Regions from separate parts of the Homo sapiens genome. Here region 2 is linked to region 1. Evidence: read pairs that join two places in POLR2A ChIA-PET (ENCODE). Cell type or tissue: GM12878. All regions are shown on one strand.

Region 1 (2,500 bases):
GAGCCCGCTACGTCCACGTCCAGCTCAGACTCTGCTGTCCCCTCTAGCATGGCCTCAGCTGGGTTTGCCCTGGGAAGGAGAGCTGAGAGGTGCGTGTGGCCAAGGGCTTGGGTAAGCTCCAGCCCGGGTCACGGGTGGCCAAGGCAGAGGAACCCTGCTTAACTCCGTGGTGCCCTGAGGTATTCGAGGGTGTTTGTCTTCCTTGGCTTCCTTTTTTTTATTTGAGACGGAATTTCGCTCTGTCACCCAGCTGGAGTGCAATGGTGCAATCTCGGCTCGCTGCAACGTCTGCCTCCCGGGTTCAAGCGATTCTCCTGCCTCAGCCTCCCGAGTAGCTGGGATTATAGGTGCCCACCACCGCGCCCGGCTAATTTTGTATTTTTAGTAGCGATGGGGTTTCACCATTTTTGGTCAGGCTGGTCGCGGACTCCTGACCTTAGGTGATCTGCCCGCCTTGGCCTCCCAAAGTGCTGGGATTACAGGCGTGAGCCACCGCGCCCGGCCTTCCTTGGCTTCTTGGTCACCACACAGAGAGGGCCCTTCAGCAGGTCAGTCTAGGTAGCTAAGGGACACATGGAGTCATGTGCTCACTCATGGTTGAGTTGGCCCCAAAGGTGTGGAAGAATGGAGAAGCAAAGCATTAACCCTTTGGCTCAGAACCTGAAAGGGAAGAGGCACCTTAGGAAGGGATGAGTCACTGAGGAACCACTGCAGGCAGTTTGCTGATTTTCACTTACTGTCACCCACTAAGAGTTGATTTATCTTGAGGAACACCTGTTTTACGCCGGCGCCGTGGCTTAGCTGGTTAAAGCGCCTGTCTAGTAAACAGGAGATCCTGGGTTCGAATCCCAGCGGTGCCTGAGTTAGCGGGGAGTGATATATTATTGCTGCAAGTACACTTCTCCACTTTCAAAGGGCCTTTCTAAGAAACATTTCTTCTAGACTCTCCCTAAGATTCTTCTTACATGCCAATCCGTCTTTGGACCTCCGTTTCCCTGCACTTTTAGTGTGTATTGGAAACTACAGATTCTCACTTCGGTTTCATGAAGTAGCCTGAAGTAGGCATCTCAGGGTCTGTCCTCAAGAGTATGGAAGACAGGGCTCGGATTTGGACCCGTTTTGTTTCCATCCTATGCTCAGGGAGGAGAGGGAGAATAGGAAGGCTGCCGCTCCAATGGGGCTGCTGACGTCTGCTGGAGGGAAGGCATGGTCTGCGCCACCGAGCAGAGGCGCACGAGCGCAGACGTCTCTAGGCGGCGCGGGTGGAGCCGGGCGGAGCCGGGCGGAGCCGGCTGGAGGCGGGCGTGTTGATAGGCAGCTATAGTTGCACAGGGCCGACAGCGCACGCGGCTGTGATGGCCGAGTGGTTAAGGCGTTGGACTCGAAATCCAATGGGGTCTCCCCGCGCAGGTTCGAATCCTGCTCACAGCGTCACTAGTTTTGGTATTTAGGTATCTCGGTCTCTGGAGAAGGAAAAAGCAGTTTGTTTTCTGGTTCTTTCCTTGGAGAATCTCCCGCGTTATTCTGAGAATCTCAGAGACTCGGCCGTCAGGGACCAGCCCGCGAGCGCCCTCTTGCGATTCTCATAGTCCTATCGACCTGCAAAAACTTTTTTACTGCGGATTTCAATTCCTAACGCCACCACACTCGGGTGGCTCCTTAGTGCTACTCAGCAATCGTTACTTTCCTCCAATTCATTCACTCTCATACTGCCCCATGAGACTGTTTCATTCCTACCCTCACCTCAAACTACGAATCCCTTCTCAGCTTTTACTTCCTGATTCACTGAGAAAATAAACCATTCCGGAGTTCCCCATCAACATTCACATCGCACCTACCTACCTACCTACCTAATTGAGTCGGTGACCACGTACTCTTCTTTTCCTTCATTATTGTAGAAGAATGCTTCCACCTAAAGCCAACCCCTACTTTTACTAGATTTCCCATCCCTCTGGCCATCTCAAAGACACTGCTTTTTCCTATACCATCAAAATTTCCCTCTCAGCCGGGCGTAGTGGCTCACGCCTGTAATCTCAACACTTTGGGAGGCTTGACGGGTGGATCACTTGAGGTCAGGAGTCCGAGACCAGTGAAACCCCAATCTCTACTAAAAATACAAAATTAGCCGGGCGTGGTGGCTGACGCACGCCTGTAATCCCAGCTACTCGGGAGGCTGAGGCAGCAGAAGCTCTTGAATCCGGGAGACGAAGGTCGCGCCATTGCACTCCAGCCTGGGCAACAATAGCAAAACTCCATCTCAAAAAAAAAAAAATCCCTCTCTACTTGATTTTTCTCTTCAGCCTACAGACACTAATTTCCCCCAATTTAGAAGCAAGACAACAAAAGCTATCTTGACCCCACACGCCTGTCCAGCTACCACTCAATTTCTCTACTCCCTTCTACAGCAAACAGAGCAAGTTATCCAATTCCATCTTCCCACTCTCCTTTGGACCCTTGCTAATCAGGTGTCCACCGCCCCCATCAAAGCTGCCCTTGTTAA
Region 2 (2,500 bases), 58 kb after region 1:
AGCTAGTGGGAACAGGCTTAACTAGGAGCCTGCGCGTCTGTCCACCTTCCAGGTTTCAAAGGAGTGTCTTTCTCCTTGAACACAGTGTTTATAGATAAGACAGCAGGTTAACGCTCAGAGCATGGGAACATAATGGCGATAAGAACGCTTTCCTCCTCAGAGGCCTTTTGTGACTTTCCACAGCTTACTGTCACATATTTTTATGGCCAGTTTATACAGGCACCCCACAAGCCCTTTTCCCAATACCTGGGACCTAGTAAGTGCTAAACAACTGTCAGTTATTAATATTTCAGTGGTATATACCCAAAGGAAAAGAAATCAACATATCAAAAAGATGCCTTATTTATTGTGGCGCTATTCACACTAGCAAAGATATGGAATCACCCTAAGTGCCCTAATGGATGACTGGATAAAGAAAATGTGGTATATATACACAGTGGAATACTATTCAGTCATGAAAAAAATGAAATCATGTCATTTGCAGCAACATGGATGGAACTAGAAGTCATTATCTTAAGTGAAACAAGCCAGACCAGAAAGTCAAATACCGAATGTTCTCACCCATAAATGGGTGTTAAAAAATGTGTACACATGGGCCAGGTGTGGTGGCTCACACCTATAATCCCAGCACTTTGGGAGGCAGAGGCGTGCAGATGACCTGAGGTCAGGAGTTCGAGACCACCCTGGACAACATGGCGAAACCACGTGTCTACTAAAAATACAAAAAGTAGCCGGGCATGGTGGCAGGCACCTGTAATCCCACCTACTCCGGACACTGAGGCAGCAGAATCGCTTGAACCCAGGAGGCAGAGGTTGCAGTGAGCCGAGATCATGCCATTGCATTCCAGGCTGGGTGACAAGAACGAGACTCCATTAAAAAAAAAATGTGTACACATGGACATAGCAAAACAATAGACAATGGAGACTCTCAAGGGTGAGAGGATGGGAGGGGGTGGATGATGAGAAATTACTTAATGGGTACAATATACTTTATTTGGGTGATGGGTAACCTAAAGCCCTAACTTGGCCACTATGCATGTAACAACATTGCTCTTGTACTCCATGAATTTATAGAAATAAAAAATATTTCAGTGGGTCTAGAGGAGGGACTTTTTGCAGCAGCAGAGCTTAGCTTGACAGTAGAGCAAGAGGAAAGAGGGTGGGTCCGTGATTCTTTTATCTGATATTTCCGGACAGGACGCACCTTCACTCTCCCAAGGTGAGCCTTCCCACTCCTTGGTCATGGGCCCCCCCAGAGACGACCTGGGGCACAGAAGCTGAACTCCTGCTTCCTGAAGTGGGCAGGGGCAAGGGTCAGCCCTTGAGTCCTCTCCTTGGTCTCCCTACAGGAAAGACAACAGCAGATGACTCGCTCCCCGTCCTCCTGGAGCACAGAAAAGAGGAGATCAGAGCCAAGCAGGACTTCTACCAGTGAGGGGGCGGGTGGCAGAGTCTGGGCGCCCGGCAGGGGTCCAGGGAGGTGGGGGGCAGTGATGGCTCTGGCCCTTTGCCCTGGGGTGGTGCACGGGCATGAGGGTGACATCTCGGTTTCCCTTGCAGCTGGCGAGTCTTTCTTCCTGGCCTGCCCAGCTATGTGCACATTCCCAGTTACCGCCCTCCGGTGCGGAGGCATCGCAACCCCAACCGGCCTGAGTAAGGACCCGAAGCTGTGCTGGGCCCCGCCCATGGTTTTCCCCTGGGCGCCTGCCTCCTCCCCGCCCCCTGGATCCCAGTTGCCCTGCGCTTCTCCCCACAGGTGGAATGGCTATATTCCGGGATTCCCAATTCTCATCAACTTTAAGGCCACCAAGTTCCTGAACTTAAATCTCCGCTACTCCTTCCTCAAGACGGCCTCCTTCTTCGTCCGCCTGGGGCCCATGTGAGTCCGTGTGAGTGACGGGAGAACGAGGGCTCCTGCAAGAACTTTCCCTCTCCCCCAACCTTGGCGGCCTCCAAGACAGCCCCAGAGGTTGGAATGGCCAGGAAGGCAGAGGGAGCTGAAACGCAGACCCAGAAAACCTGAGACATGATCCCAGAGACCTAGAGATGCAAAGATCTTGAGACATGGGACCCAGAGACTTTGCGACGCACAGACCCTGAGACCCAGAGACCTAAGTGGATGGGGCGGCCCCGCCACCTGCCCCAGCCGGCGCTTGGCAGCCCCTCTGAAGGCCTCTTCCTGGAATCCCATCTCCTAGGGCACTGGCTTTCAAAGTCCGCGGCCTGTTGGACTGCAAACATTCGTGGAAGAGGCTGAAGGACATTAGGAAAATTTTCCCTGGCAAGAAATCTGTCGTCTCCGGTATGGAATGGGGCGTCCCGGATCGAGCAGGGGGAGCCAGGCGGTCTCCGGCGTGCTAGGCAGGCCCCCGACTTCGGGGCAGTGGGACGGGAGAGGCAGCGAGGCGCGCGCGCGCCCTCTGGCGGCTTCTTGGAAAATGTCGCACCGGGCTCCTCCGGCCGCTCAGCGCCAGGCTGGGGGCCTCGTTTTCCTCCCCGA

What was found. Peaks named below come from ENCODE experiments on the same cell type or tissue, not always from the same donor. Only the 100,000 strongest peaks of a DNase experiment are listed, where the experiment ranks them.
Region 2: POLR2A ChIA-PET joins it to region 1 with 13 read pairs; 11 of 35 experiments call an interaction of 5 or more read pairs at or near these places.

The regions. Positions count from the first base shown.
Region 1 is chr17:8,137,812-8,140,311 of GRCh38, reverse strand. TRS-CGA1-1 (tRNA-Ser (anticodon CGA) 1-1) reads left to right here and starts at 1,350; the gene lies at 1,350-1,431. TRT-AGT5-1 (tRNA-Thr (anticodon AGT) 5-1) reads left to right here and starts at 787; the gene lies at 787-860. RefSeq lists an enhancer at 1-423 and silencers at 821-870, 1,231-1,400, 1,421-1,480. In GM12878, CTCF peaks have their summits at 1,201 and 1,579 (motif pointing left); DNase peaks (open chromatin) are centred at 811 and 1,451; H3K4me3 peaks cover 1,288 bases; H3K27ac peaks cover 1,685 bases.
Region 2 is chr17:8,080,037-8,082,536 of GRCh38, reverse strand. It overlaps ALOX12B (arachidonate 12-lipoxygenase, 12R type), which reads left to right. Exons shown (of 15, transcript NM_001139.3): 3 at 1,350-1,431; 4 at 1,561-1,653; 5 at 1,757-1,879; 6 at 2,199-2,302. LOC107985075 (a long non-coding RNA gene) reads right to left here. Exons shown (of 2, transcript XR_001752778.2): 2 at 1-2,500. Among named protein-coding and RNA genes, the nearest start is that of ALOX12B, 6.4 kb to the left of the region's middle. In GM12878, a CTCF peak has its summit at 2,418 (motif pointing left); no DNase peak of the experiment used is centred here; H3K4me3 peaks cover 228 bases.